Linked DNA regions of Homo sapiens: region 1 is linked to region 2. A link is a loop called in an ENCODE intact Hi-C map of the cell type or tissue named here. Cell type or tissue: heart right ventricle. All regions are shown on one strand.

Region 1 (8,000 bases), 66 kb after region 2:
GTCGTGTTTTAATTTGTACCTTATCTAGTAATAGAATCAGCGTTTCTTTTCACCTAATTTATTGGTTATTTTAATTAGCATTTTGGTAAACTACTCATAGAAATGCCCCTTCTGCTTTCTGACACTTTTAATACTAAAAAAAAGCAGCATTTAGAAGGAATTAGTTAAAAGAAAGACAACATTGGTGTTCAGCTAAAAGTTGAAAACAAATTTCATGAAAGATGTGACTAATGAAGAAAATGAGACGTCACATGACTATTCAGTTAATTCTACTGAAATAGAAGTGACAGCAACACATCATATCTATGAGGTGGCTTGCTACCTATTTTCACAAAAGGCTCAAGTGAAAAATATTATATGTGCAGTGTTTCCATGGTATAATGGCACTATTTATTCTGTAGTTTTTCTTGCTCGGAAAAGGAAACTAGAGAATCTTAAAGTGTGGCTCGTAAACTTATCTTTAGCTTTCATTATTATTGCCAAACATAAAATTTTTATGCTGCTAAAAATAATGATGGTGAAAATCTTATATTATTATCATTGAATATAAAAGACTTGTCAATGACTTGGAGAAGATAGAAACCTGAAATTGCCACTTCGTTACCTTGGAAGGGTCTTCTCATCTTTTTGAGTCTCAGTTTCTTTATCTGAAAAAGTAAAGAGTTGTACTAAATGAGCTTTGGGTTATGTTCTGCTTTACATGTTCTTATGTTTGCTAGGAGAGAATCTTTTGTACTTAGTAGCATGTAAACAAAAATGTTAGAGAAAAGGCACAAAGTCAGATTTTGTAGCCAATAGCCCAGTCATAGAGGAAGATAAGAATATTTATACTCTTTTCTATTTTACTTGGCCACAGTTTCTGTGATAGACACATAGGTATCTCATGCAGTTAGTATAGATGGGCTGCAGTTTATGCTGTTTTAGATTTGATGGTTCCAAATGGGGTATTGATCTATGACACAATGTTCTTTCCTTGAGGGCACCTCTGAGAACGTTTAGGAGGTTTCATCTTCCTAAGGTACTTTTCGACAGTCCGTGCTCTTACCTCACACATTCATGGATAATTTTAATTTCAAATGAAAAACAACATGCAGTAGCTCACGTCTGTAATCCCAGCACTTTGGGAGGCCTAGGCGGGTGGATCACCTGAGGTTGGGAGTTTGACACCAGCCTGACCACATGGAGAATACAAAAGTAGCCAGGCATGGTGGCACATGCCTGTAATCCCAGCTACTCGGGAGGCTGAGGCAGAAGAATCTCTTGAATCTGGGAGGTGGAGGTTGTGGTGAGCTGAGATCACGCCATTACACTCCAGCCTGGGCAACAAGAGCAAAACTTGATCTCAAAAAAAAAGAAAAAAGAAAACACACACACACACACACACACACACAAACACCTACCCTATTAACATGTTTTGCTGTGTTTTATGCAGATGTTGTCTTATTAAGTAAATAACAATGCTGGTGGTTTTCAGAAACAAATGTGTTTTGGATATTTTTGGGGGAGAGAGAAGCTTCTTACCTTTCCATTTCGTGTATTTTTTGTTGCAGAACTTCAGATGGTGGCAAAGTGGTTGGCACCATAGAAGTCAGTGTCGTGAAGATGGGGGAGATTGAGGATGGGGAAGCCGACCACATCACCACAGATGTACAGGGACAAAAGGTAGGATCTCAGTCTGCTCATTGTACAAATTAAATTAAAAATGATCAGCTTTGCCAGATGTCTGTCTCACCAACATCTCTGTGGGGTTTGAAATCTCATTATCAAAACCTAAATGGGACAACAGCTCTGAAATTGGAATACAATATGTGTGTTTCAGCCTCTGAATCAAAGGGCCTATTTGCTTGGAACTATGCAAAGCAATGCTCCATTCAGAAGCACCTTCCTCTTCCCTGCCAGCTCCCTGGTTGGCACTGCCTCTTCTCAGTTGGAACAAAAGTATTGATCATTGTCGCATTTTACCATAATTAACTCTATGTGAGATGCCAGAAGATTCTGGGATGGCTATTGCCCAAAATAACTTGTTCTCTACTCCCAAAACCCTCTTTGGAAAGATATGCGATTTTAATTTGTATTTCACCTTTACGTGAAGGAGGGCAGATTTAACAAGAAGTTCCTGCCTTATGAGATTGAGGAGAGAGAAGCAGGAAATAGTATTCATTGAAGGAATAGCTCTGGAGGAGGGACAATGGCAACGGAAGGAGAAGCTGCTTCCTGAAACACAGAATAAAGGCCTGATGCATATAAATATGTGTCCAGGATTCTTTCTTTCTTTCTGTTCCTTTTCACTAAGGCAGAGAAACTATGTAAATATTAGCCTAAATTTATTTCTTAGGAATGCAATTGCCTGTTTTATTGAGACCATTGAAGCACATGGGGTAGACTTAGAAACTGCTAGTAGTTTCTTTTAGGAAAATGAATTTTATACACTATAATTTCTACCTTTTAATAAATGAGCATTTTAAAAAATTATTTTTAATAAACAATCATTGTATATACTTCTGGGGTACAATGTAATGTTTCGATATATATTTACGTTATGGAATGATTAATCAGGTTAATTAACAAATCTATCGCCTCACATACTTATTTTGTGTGTGTGGTAAAAACATTTAAAATTTCTCCTTGCAGCAATTTTGGAATCTACAATGGACTATTATACAGTAACCATTTTGCTCAATAACTCACTAAAGCTTATTCCTCCTGGCTAACGGAAACTTGTACCCTTTGATGAGCACCTCCCATTTCCCTAAACTTTCCCTCCCCCAGCCTCTGGTAACCATCATTCTGCCCTCTACTTCTATGAGTTTGAATCTTTTAGATTCCACAAATGCAAGCTAAAAAAATGACCAAGGCAGGTCTCAATTAATTTAGATGTTTATTTTGCCAAGGTTGAGGCTGCACCTGGGAAAAAACACAAATTAGAGGAGCATCTGTGACCCCTGCCTTTTCCAAAGAGGGTTTTGAGGACTCCGATATGTAAAAGAGAAAGAGTAAGCAGGAAGGGAAGAAGAGAGGAAAAAAGAGGGGGGAGGGTAGGCAATGAGGTAAGTGGTCCCATAGTGAGGCTTTCATTAGTGCTCAGTGAATCTACATTTTATATGTGAAAGGGAGAAGAGGAATAGTCAATTATGCATTCCTCTCATATTCAGTAAATCCACATTTTACTTAAAATAAAAGAAGTCAATTACGTGTTTGGCTCAGGGTGGGCAGAGGGATGATTTTCTAGTCTTGTCCTTGTCCCCTCCCTGTGGACATATAAGCTGTTAATTTACATTGTTAGGGTGAGATTCAACAAAACTCTGTATTAAGGCTATTTTATAGGGGGTTATATATTCTGAAAGAGTTGGGGCCCACAAGGAATTGTGAGCAATTTGTGAAGGAGGGCATCTGGGGAGAGATGTGGGCTTCTATCATTGCAGCTATCTGTTCGTCGGGGGAAAAAAACAAAGGCAGTTTTTTGTGTGTTTCAGTTCCCAATCTTAACTTTCCTTCCGACATAGTGAGTTTGGGGTCCCAAGAATCTCTTTTCTTTCTCAGCATATAAATGAGATGATTCAGTATTTGTTTTGTGCCTGGCATATTTCATTTAGCATAATATCATCCAGGTTTATCCATGTTGTCACTAATGACAGAACTTTCCCCCTTTTCAAAGCTGAATAGTTTTTTATTGTGGTATATACCACATTTCCTTTTTCCATTCATCTGATGATGGACACTAAGATTGCTTCCACATCTTAGTTATTGTGAGTAATGTTGCAGTGAACATGAGTGCAGATATCTCTTTGGCATATTGATTTCAATTCCTTTGGAGTACCCAGAGTGGGATTGCTGGGTTTTATGGTAGTTCTATTTTTAGTTTTCTGAGGAGCCTCCGTATTGTTTTCCATAATGGTTGTATTAATTTACATTCTCAACAGTGCATAAGGGTTCCCTTTAGTTTACACCCTCTACACCCTCACCAGTACTTACCCCTCATTTTTTTTTTTTTTTTTTTTTTTTGAGACGGAGTCTTGCTCTGTCACCCAGGCCAGAGTGCAGTGGCGCGATCTTGGCTCACTTCAAGCTCTGCCTCCTGGGTTCACACCATTCTCCTGCCCCAGCCTCCCGAGTAGCTGGGACTACAGGGACCCGCCACCATGCCCGGCTAATTTTTTGTATCTTTAGTAGAGACGGGGTTTCACCGTGTTAGCCAGGATGGTCTCAGTCTCCTGATTTCGTGATCTGCCTGTCTCAGCCTCCCAAAGTGCTGGGATTACAGGCGTGAGACTCCGTGCCTGGCCTCCCTCATCATTTTGATAATAGTCATTCTGACATGTGTGAAATAGTATCTCATTGTAGTTTTAATTTGCATTTTCCTGGTAATCAGCAATGATGAGCATTTTTTAATATATCCGTTGGCCATTTGTATGTCTTCTTTTGCGAGTGTTTTTTAGGTCCTTTGTCCATTTTTTATTGGGTTGTTTTCTTGCTATTGAGTTTCTTATATATTTTGAATATTAGCTCCTTATCAGGTGTATGGTTTGCAAATATTTTATCCCAATCCATGAGTTGTTTCCTTATTGTTTCCTTTGCTGTGCAGAAGCTTTTTAGTTTGATACAATGCCATTTGCTTATTTTTGCTTTTGTTCCTGTGCTTTTGGGGTCATATTACAGAAATCTTGCCCAGAACAATGTCATGGAGCATTTTTAAATGTTTTCTTCCTAGTACTTTTATAGTTTTAGGGCTTATTTTTCAGTCTTTAACTCATTTTGAGTTGATTTTTGTGCATGAGCATGGCATGAGATAAGGGTCCAATTTTATTTTTCTGCATGTGGACATCTAGTTTTCCAAACACAATTTGTTAAAGAGACTGCCCTTTCTCCATTCTGTGTTTTTGGTACCTTTGTTGAAAACGAATTGCCCATATATGTGTAGATTTATTCATAGGCTTTCTGCCCTGTTCCATCGGTCAATGTGTCTGTTTTTATGCCAGTAACATGCCACTTTGATTATGATAACTTTGCTTTATAATAGATTTTGAAGTCAGCTGACATGATTCCTCCAGTTTTGTTCTCTTTACTCAAGATAACTTTGACTCTTCAAGCTCTTTTGTGGTTTCTTAAGAATTTTAGGATTTTTAACATTTATTTCCGTGAAAAATGACATTGGAATTTTGATAGGGATTCATTTAATCTGTATATTGCTTTGGGTAGTATAGACATTTTAACAGTATTAATTCTTCCAATCCACGAGCATGGGATACTTTTCTATTTATCTGTGTTATCTACAACTTTTTTTCATTAATGTTTTATAGTTTTCAGTACACAGATCTTCCAAATCCTTGGTTAAATTTACTTATAAGTATTTTTTTAAAGTGAATGGGATTGATTTCTTAATTTCTTTTTCAAATAGTTTGCTGTCAGTGTAAAGAAACACTACTGATTTTTGTGAGTTGATTGTGTATCCTTCAACTTTACTGAATTTATCAGTTTTAACTGATTTTTTTTTTCTTTTGGTTGTGTCATTAGGGTTTTCTACATAAAAGATCACGTTATTAGCAAACAAAGACAATTTCCCTTCTTCCTTTCCTATTTGGATATCTTTTATTTCTTTTTCTTGTCTGATTGTTCCAGCTAGAACTTTCAGTATAACATTGAATAGAAGTGGTGAGAATGGACATCTTTGTCTTGTTCTTGATTGTAGAAGAAAAGCTTTATAAATGAACATTAAAAAATTAAGGCCCATTGTGACTTATTTTCTGGTTTAGTGTCTCTTATCTTGGAGCATGTTTGATTTTTCTTACCCAGGAAACTGCTGCATGGAAGATGGTATTTATCCAACACGTAACAAATTATTAACTTTACAAAAATATCAAATATTTTCTTTCAATTTTTTTTTCTTTTTCCCAGAATAGGCTAGGGTCTTCTCTGCTACCCTAAACCTTGTTCTTCTCTGTTACTCTCCCTTCTCCTTGGAATATATCCCACATTATAAAAATATTTTAAGAAGGCCCAAGGTTTAAATCAGGTTATTAACTAATATCAGGGCCATGGTAAAGTTTTGGAGCAGACTTTCTTGAGTTTGTGCATTCGAAACCCTGTCTTAGGGCTGGATCCCTTCATTCCATCCTTGTTTGTTTTGTAGTTCTATATAAGACTCATCTTTGTCACTATCACATGAACACTTGCATCAAGATCAAGGAAGGAGGATTCGGAAGCTAAACTGGGGACACAGAGCAGAAATAGGCAGATAATTATGCCTAGACCTGTAACTGTGTACCAGGAGACCAGTAGCAGAAACACTTCCCATTTCAAAGTAGAGCTCCTTTCTCTGATTCTAAATATATTACCAGCCACTTTTCCACTTTCCTCAAAACTAGCCCACCTTTTGACTCCAGACTATGTCACTATAGTATAAGGTAGTGGAAATTAAATTATACTCTTTTCATAAATGGAGAACTTGATACCTAGAGATATGCCCCCACCCAAATCCTACATAGTGTTTCTGGCTTAGGAACATGAACTTTAAAAAGACTTAACTGAGCTGTTCCAGAAATAGGAGGTGGCAGTGGCAATACACACCGTGTGTGAGTCATAAGCTGACTAAAATGGTAAACACATCAAACATTTTGGCATCAGCTCTGCCCTGTCTGGATTATTTGTAAACCTTGACCTTTTTTGCAAATTTTTGATAAAGTAACTGTAAACTCTCTTAGCAATCTTTAAGAATATCGATGTTTGAGATATATAGTAAGGCCCAACATGCATGATATTTATTGTGTAAATAACTTTATCTCAGCGTTTTTCAAAGTGTGGTTAGAATCACCTAGAGTGCTTTTTAGAACTGCAAATGCATGGACCCTTGTACATCTGCTAAATAAAAATCCATAGAAAATCAATTAATATTATCTGTTACTAACGGTGATTTAAGACATGAATGACTATCATTATGGAAAGAGAAAGTAACTGAAATAGAAGTTATTCCTAAAATAACATTGCTTTCACTGGTTTGCATGAGCTAGGGACAAAGGAATGAAACTTCTATTAGCACCATAGTCATGTGCCATGAAAGTGACACATGTTATCTAATGTAGACGTAAATAAGAGAGTGATACTGATATTGCTCAGCTTGGGCTGTCATGACAAAATACCATAAACTGTATGGCTTAAACAACAGGAATTTATTTTCTCACGGTTCTGGAAGCTAGGAAGTCCCAGATCAAGGTGCCAGCCTGTTCAGTTCCTGGTGAGGGCTTTTTACTTGGCTTGCAGATGGCTGCCTTCTTGCTACCTTCTCAGATGGTCTATCTTCTGTGTATAAGCAGGAAGGGGAAGTGGGGGAGGGAGAGAGAGGGAGAGAGAGGGAGAGAGAGAGAGAGAAAGAGAGAGGAAAGGAGAAAGGAAGGGAGAGAGGGAGTGTTTTGGTATCTTCTCCTTTTCTCGTAAGAATACCAGCCCTGTAGTATTAAGACCCCATCTTTATGACCTCTTTTAATCTTAGTTACCTCCATAATATAGGCCCTTATCTCCAAATATGGTCATATTGGAGGCTGGGGCCTCAACATATGAACTTTGGAAGACACAGTTCAGTCCATAACAGTACCTTTATATAAAATACTACATTTTAATCTTGAGTCTTAAATTCCAGAGCATGGAATAAAATATAAGTGAAAATCCAAACTCTTTCTTCTCACATACGTTTGCTTTCTTTTTCTTGTTTCCATAAATCATATTATGAACACATATTTATTATCAAGGGAAGATTGCTCAGAGGTCATTTACCATATTAGATTGTTTCAAACTTCAATATATACACACATAGAAATAGAAGATAAAGCATTAAAACCACATAGTAGTAGAAAGAAAAAATTACAAGAGAAATACTAAAATTGTCTTTTTTCGAAACTAGCATAGTAGATGAATGTTGCATTATGTATCCAAAACATTTTTTCTTTTATTGGAGTCACCTTTGACTCCTTTCTGCCTCTCATAAACTCACAGTTAGTATGTCAGCAAAT
Region 2 (8,000 bases):
GCAATTCTGGATTGATATAGTTGAAATCAGATATGTAAGTGCTGACAAATCACTTCTAGAGTGCAAAATTGGTATAATGATATTAGGTACATTTTCAAGAAGTAGTCTCTTAAAGATATACAATTATATACTCCTTTTTCCCCTCACTTTGTCATACTGCTTTCAAATATGAATGTCTAAGAGACGTGAAAAAGACACCATAAAAAGAGACAAGTTGTAGAGAGAGGAAGAAATATGCAACACATATAAATTGCAAAGAACTAAGATTCATTATATACATAAACTATATAAATATATATATAAAATATATATAAAATATATAATATATATAAATATATATAAAATATATATTATATATAATATACATAAAATAATATATATAATATATATATAATGAATAAAGGATGCCTACAAATTAAGATGAGATAAATAACTATAGGAAAAAAAAAGAACAGAACATTTGAACCAGCACTTTGCCAAAGAGAAAAATCAAATGGCCAGTAAACATTTGGGAATCGACCTCATTAATAATCAGATAATTATTAATTAATAATACAGTGATATATAATTACATATCAATGGTTGGTAAAAACTCAACATCTAACAATTTCAAGTATAGATAAGGATGTAAAACTTTCTTATGGTTCAAGGGTAAATAATATAACCATTTTGAAAAACAGTTTTGCATTCCAGCCCAGTTATAGATGTAATCTCTAAAGATGCAGCAATTATTCTCTAGGGTCTGTACCCTAGAAAGTGATTTACACATGGTCTCCAGATACACATGCAAGAATTTCATAGCAGCAGTTCACTGCAGCTAATAAATGACAATAACCTAAATAACCATCAAGAGGAATAGGGATAAATTGTAGTACAGTCAGGCAATGAATTACTATCTGACAATGAAAATAAATGTACTTTAGCTGTATGCAACAACATGGATAAATCTAAAAGAAATTGAGTTAACAAAGAAAGGCAAAGGAATATATATAGTATTTATGTATTTTACATAAAGTTGAAATGTAGAGAAAAAGAAAACCCACACTGTTGTGTTTAGTGGTTCATTATTTGGTGGTAATACTCTAAGGAAAAGAAAAATTATTACAAAAGGACAATGATTGTCTCTAGTGGAGAATACTGGGGTTGTATTAGGAGAAAGTCTCAGAAAAGAGGTTTTCTAGTTTGCCAATCAAGTTGCATTTTTTTCTAAAGGAAATGTTGACACAGGATCCTTTCAGTGCCACTTGGCCAACCAGAAATCTCTGTGGCTGGCCAGTGGCGCCTCTGCCTGGGGCCTTGTTCAGCTCTGTGCTCACTGCTGGGCTTTCTCTGCCCACTTGGCCTGCTGCAGCCCGTGACTGGGCCCAACGTGCTACAATTGGCTTCCGCCTTGGGCACCAGCATCTGGACGAGGAGGGGAATCACAGCCATGCCCAAAACTCAAGAGATTCCAGCAACTGCGAAGCCCCAGGGGGTGTTATTTCTCTCTCTTCTTCCCCCAACCCCTGGTGTGGCAAATAGTGGGGGCATATTACAGCTTGTTCATGTTACAGCTCACGTTTGTTCCTGCCTCCTGCAGGGCAGTGAACAGAAACGTGTTTGGTCCCGCCACCCGTGGCTTGGCGGATAGGGGCATGTTACAGCTCTGGCTCAAGGAGTCCTAAGGTCTGGGCCTCCAGAAGTGTGACTGCTCTTTTTGCTCCCTCTGCCTGCAGCACAGTGAACAGAGGTGTGTGGCCCCCAGCGGTATTTTCTCCCCCACTACCCCTCAAGTGGGAGGGAGGGTTACAGTATTACAGCTCCTTTTGTTCCTGCCATGTGGCAGGTTCCAGGCTCTTGTCTCATATCCAAGAGGAATGAGGTACATGGACAACAGAGAGTGAGCAAGGCAGAGAAGAATTTTATTAAGCAACAGAAGAAAAGCTGTCAGTGGGGAGGGAACCCGAGAGTGGGTAGCCCTCTGTGTGAGAGGGAGCCCAAAAGCAGATAGTCCAATGGGTAGCTGAGTCTGGGGTTTTTATGGGATCAGAATGGAGGAATGCATGCTGATTGGTCCATGGGCAGGCCTGGAAAAAGCACCATTTGATTGTCTAAGAGACACCACGGAAGTTCTCACTAGGTCGTGGACTGTACCAGAACCTCAGCCTGGTTTTCAGGCTTCAGGCTGTCTTTTTGCTTAAGTTTGGGTTTCACTGGTGACCTGCCCTTGTCTGGCGAGGAATTTGTCTGTCTCCTGCCACTATCAGTGGTTACACATTGGTGTTACTTTGTGTTTATTCATTAAACTCTACCTATGTGAGTATGCAGGTTTCTTTCTGATAAAAATAAATCAACCATTTTTAAAAGTCAACTGACTAAAAGTTAACTGACTTTCCTCTATGTTCTGCCCTTTGATGATTGACTCTGCCTATCTCCTAAGGGTGCTTAGTGTCACTGTTTTTAAATTTCAGATTGCATTTTATTATTTGAGAATCTAGCTGTAAGTAATTTAACAGGAAATGTGAATATATGTAAATATCCATTAGACTTGCACCAGTATTTCTTCCCCTCTGGTACTTAGGAAGCAAAGACATCCTTAAGGTATACATGGGAGATTTGGGGTTATGAGGAGTAAAATAAATGCTGGTATTAATGGCTAAATTCTAAAAGATAAGATAATTGAGGGAGTATAATGAAAAGTAAACCCAAGGTATTTTGGACTAGAAAAATAACAGGACCAGAACTGACGTTAGAGAAGAAAAGCATCCTCCACCCCAAGTAAATATTAGGAATCAGTTAACTAGATTTTTGTTGTTGTTGTTGTTATTGCAAGTTTTAATCTGAGTCACTATTAATAAAGAAAATGGGAGAAGTGAAGAAGCTCTCATGGAAATGGTGAAATTCCTTTCTTTTTATAACTCCTCCAGCTGCTTTGGGAATTTGTGGATACTCAGACTTTTTTTTTTTTTTTTTTTTTTTTCATTTTTCCCAGGAAGTAGCAGACAGAGCATTAAGCAGCCTGCTGAGTTATAGGCTTTATTCTTAGGAGGTCTTAGAAGGCCAGAATTCTAGCTGGCTTTCAGGGGAGTGTTTGCCCCAGATGTAGATGCTCCCTAATAGATTTATCCTTTCACTATTTAAAAGTAGCTCACCATCAACACATGAAAAGGCAACCTATAGAACTGGAAAAATATTTGCAAACCATGTATCTGATAAGTGGCTAATATATAAAATATGTAAAGAACAACTCAATAGCAAAACAATAAAAAATAAAAAACAACAACAACAAATAATTCAGTTCAAGAAAGGGCAAAGGACCCGAACAGACATTTATCCAAAGAAGACATAGAAATGGCCAAAGGTATAGAAAAAATTGCCTAGCTTCACTGACAACAGGGAAATGCAAATTAAATCCACAATGAGATATTACCTCACACCTGTTAAATTGGCTATTATCAAAAAGACATGAGATAACAAGTGTTGGCAAGGGTGTGGAGAATAGGGAACCCTGTGTACTCTTACTGGGAATATAAATTGGCCAGCCAATATGGAAAACAGTATGGGGGTTCCTCAAAAATTTAAAAATAGAACTACCATATGACCCAGCAATTCCACTTCTGGGTATATATCCAAAGGGAACAAAGTCAGTATCTCAAGGAGATCTCTTCATGCCCATGTTCATTGCAGCATTATTCACAATACCCAAAACCCAAGACAGGGAAACAATCCGAGTATCCTCTGATGGATGAATTAATAAGGAAATTGTGAGAGAGCTATATACACATATGTACACATACATACAAGTATATGTATTTGTGTGTATCATACAAGTATATGTATGTGTGTATATGTGCGTGTATACATATATATGGTGAAATATTATTCAGGCAAAGAAAAGTAAGAAATTCTGTCATTTGCAACAAAATGGATGAACCTTGAGGGCATTATGCTAAGTCAGACAGAGAAAGACAAATACTTTATGTTCTCACATGCGGAATCTAAAAAAGTCAAACTCATAGAAACAGAACAGAATTAGAATGGTATTTGGCAGGGGCTGAGGGGAGGAGGAAATGGGAAGATGATGATCAAAGGGTACAGACTTTCAGTTATAAATAAGTTCTGGGGATCAAATGTGCAGCATAGTGAAAATAGCTAACAATACTATATTGTATAATTAAATGTTATTAGGAGAGTAGATCTTGAATGCTCTCATCGCACACACAAAAAGGTAACTAAGGTGATGGACAGGTTAAATAGCTGGTTCGTGGTAATCATTGCACAGTGTATACATACATCAAAACCTCAAGTTGTGCACAGTAACTGTATTTAATTTTTATTGTCAATTATACCTCAATAAAGCTGGAAAAAAAATGAACTCATTGGACCAACTGAGTTAATGTAGTCCAATACAAAAAAAACAAAAATAAAAAATAGTTGAATTCAGTACCTGTAATAAAGACAAGACCATCCAGTTAACTTACACTGTTGAATTATATGATATTTATCTACAAGTCTTTCTTTCCTTGTATATATGAGAACCCTATTTTGCTATAACATCATAACATATAGGTAATATATTGTAACAAAATATACTATTATTTTTCCTTTTTAATTTCTGCAAAACAGAATATGAGAGATAAAAGCGAGAAAGGAAAGATTTGGTCTTTTAGAAAACATTCCTTCGTTTTCAACGAATGCATCAATTGTTTCAGGCTTCTCTGACTTTAATGTACTTAGGGATCACCTAAGGATTTTATGAAATGAGGATTCTAATTCTGAATTCTAATCCAGTGGTCTGGGGCAGGACTTAAGAGTCTGCATTACTAACAAGCTCCCAAATGATTCCAGTGCTGCTGATACAACAATCTCGTTTTAAGGATCAGGAAAAGAGAGAACAAAGCATATGACCCCAACTAATTAAACCAGACAAGACTCACGTGGCCCCTGCTCAGCACCTGTGATCGGAGTGGGTCCTAGATTGGCTCTTCCATGTAATCTGTCTCTGTTTTATATATTTTCATTGCAATTGCATGTCTGCGGTTTTAGAAGGTTTTTTTTTTGTTTTTTTTTTTTTTTTTGAGACGGAGTCTTGCTCTGTCGCCCAGGCTGGAGTGCAGTGGCGCGATCTCGGCTTACTACAAGCTCCGCCTCCTGGGTTCACGCCATTCTCCTGCCTCAGCCTCCCACGTAGCTGGGACTATAGGCACCCGCCACCACGCCTGGCCTTTTTTTTTTTTTTTTAATTTTTAGTAGAGACGGGATTTCGCCTTGTTAGCCAGGTTGGTCTCGATCTCCTGACCTCGTGATCAGCCCTTCTTGGCCTCCCAAAGTGCTGGGATTACAGGCGTGAGCCACTGCGCAGGGCCCCATTTTAGAAGGTTTTAAACAAGAAAGCATTGTCTAGGCACAGATCTGTTATGATCTAATTGTGAGACTTGGGACCAGTCATTTAACCACCAATAGCCTCAGTTTTCTTAACTTTACATGAAAATGGTTAAATTAAATTACTTTTAAAGGTTTATCTAGCTCAAACACCCCTTTTCCTTTTTTAAGCAACTTTTTTTTTAACTATATATGCTTTTTTTTCCCCCTTTAATAAGTGTACTCATTTCTCAAGGACATTGAGAACTATTTCTCTCTTGCTTTATAAAAGCCTTTAATGCTTTTCTATCCCATTGCTGTTTTCATGAATATTGATATGCCCATGAAGGCTACTAACTTAATTATTATTACAAAATCTGTACTAAATGTCTAGCTGTAGTTACCTCCACCTTTGGTTTTATTTTAAACGGAAAATAAAGCCAAGAATAAAGGGTCTCATTATAGTGTCATATATTTTTTCTTTTTTAAAAAATAAAATCATCTGAGGTCCCTGAAACATGGTATAATATAAGCACAGATTGTCATGTTAAATAGCTTGGTTTGGAATAAGCTATGAAATAAAAATTATGCAAGACAGCTGTACTAAAAATTAGCTTTTCTTAAGAAGGCTACATTGTCTGTATGGAAAATACACTTAAGGAAACCTCTATTGGCTTAATTGGAGCACATTTTTAAAATTCCTTAATGGATGATTTTCCAAGTTTAGACTTCAACACAGAAACCCTGGTTATGAGCCTATTTATGGGTCAGGGGATGCACTGACAACCTTAGGTTTTCCCCCTCCACCCCCCACCCCCCCAGCTTTGTGGTACATTCTGTAAGAGTACTTTTCTAAACATTGCCTCATAATATGATCTGTGGCCTGTAAGGATCACAATTAGAAGCTCCAAAGATAGAGAAAATTTTGAAGCATTCAGCACTAGCTGCCAGGGCACTTAAAACTGACCCTGGAGCACAAATATGTCATGAGACTGATTCTGGTAAACCAGATTCTTGGCGTGCATCTTTCCCATGGCCAAAGTTTCCATTGGTTTTAAAATAATTCCTTAGCAATTACTGGGAATCTGATCGAATAGATAGTGCTTGTTACCTCTCAAACAAATACGTAAATTCTATTAAGCTGAAGCCTAATTAAAATCATTGATTTCAGAGACACGGTTTTATCATATCATCTGGCATGTGAGAGGGGGGATGATTGTATTTTCATACTATTGATTGCAATATACTTGTATTTCACGAAGATGTTTCTGGACCTGATCCCTATGCCAGTTGCAGCCAGGTTCACAGTACACGAGGATCCCAGTAGATCTGGGTCCCAAACACTTCCATGCAGTTGACTTCTCCAAAGTGATGCCACAGTGGTATGCTGGGGCCTGCTCTACTGTCCCTGGAGAGCTGATCCTACATGTCCCTTTCCAATTCTGTGGTCAGCGATCTCAAGCTAGTAGCTGGAAATGGGCCAGGTGGGAGTGTTTACGCCACAGAAATTGCTTGCACTATGAATGGTAGCTTCCTCCATCCTTGTCCTTTAAAAGCCAATTGTTAGTTATCTGCACACCACTCTTCTTAAAGACAAAATACCCATCCCACTTAGATTAAATCCCTTGAATTTCCTTGCCTGTGGTTTTATTTGGTCTGTGCAAATAAAGAGCAACATTATCTGAAAATGTTTTTAAGTTTATTTGTGACAGCATCAAAGAAAAATTCACTTTAAGAAGTGAAAAAAATGAAAGTACAACTTTTGATAGGACAAATTTATGAAAATACTGCTTGCTTCTCTTGTTCCTGTGAATGGACATTGCTTAGTGCACTTAGATTTAAGTAGTTTCCTCTAAAATGCCTGAACCCATTAGCTCCAATTTAGTTCACTTCTTTAAGCCCCGAGGCAGCAAGAATACTGAGTGTAAACCCACTTTACGCACAAAACATACATTATAAATGACAAATACATTCCAACTGTTAAGAATTTTAAATGTTAAAATTCAAGGTTTCAAATGTAGTTTCCCTGAGACACTAAAGTCCTTAAACATCCCAGGTGATGTATTTTAAAATCTTTTGAATGGCTTAAGGGAACAGGAACATTTTGACATTTGTTGAAGAGTTATCATTTAATGGAATTGAATTGCTTCACTGAATATGTGTGTGTGTGCGTGCGCGTGTATGTGTGTGCGTGTGTGCACATATGCGTGTGTGTATGCATCCCTGGTTCTGACAGGCAGTTTACTTTGTAAAACAGAAAAACTGATAAGAAAGTAAAAGACCCATCTCACAGGCAGTTACCACTCTTGCTCCAGTGCAGATGAAGAATGTTTCACAACTTTAACTTAAAAAACCCAGAGATGGATTTTCAAGATATTTTAATCCAGGCCCAATGATATCCAAAATTATACCCAGATAGAAAGATACTTCTCAAAATTCCTGTTAATAGGCCTCTTGGTGCTAGAAAGAAGGGGTTTGTTTTAAAATTAAAGGGGCTCTTCTATTTTGTATTCTTCCACACATGCATCATTATTTGCTCTTCATGGGTCTTTGAATCATTGCTTGCTGATATGATTCAAATGCAGATAAGTAACAATGAAGATATTTTCTATATACTGCTGCCACAAGTGCCTGCCAGAAGAGCTGAAGCCATCCATAAA

The links. A loop is a pair of places that touch in the nucleus more often than their neighbours do. Peaks named below come from ENCODE experiments on the same cell type or tissue, not always from the same donor. Only the 100,000 strongest peaks of a DNase experiment are listed, where the experiment ranks them.
Region 1: it touches region 2 in a loop (18-fold over the local background); 2 of 110 quality-filtered maps call a loop at or near these places.

What each region holds. Positions count from the first base shown.
Region 1 is chr4:142,264,325-142,272,324 of GRCh38, reverse strand. It overlaps INPP4B (inositol polyphosphate-4-phosphatase type II B), which reads left to right. Exons shown (of 26, transcript NM_001101669.3): 10 at 1,551-1,662. Among named protein-coding and RNA genes, the nearest start is that of INPP4B, 580 kb to the left of the region's middle. In heart right ventricle, no CTCF peak of the experiment used is centred here; no DNase peak of the experiment used is centred here; H3K27ac peaks cover 2,647 bases.
Region 2 is chr4:142,330,068-142,338,067 of GRCh38, reverse strand. All of the region lies in intron 7 of INPP4B (inositol polyphosphate-4-phosphatase type II B), which reads left to right. Among named protein-coding and RNA genes, the nearest start is that of INPP4B, 510 kb to the left of the region's middle. In heart right ventricle, no CTCF peak of the experiment used is centred here; a DNase peak (open chromatin) is centred at 6,777; H3K27ac peaks cover 6,024 bases.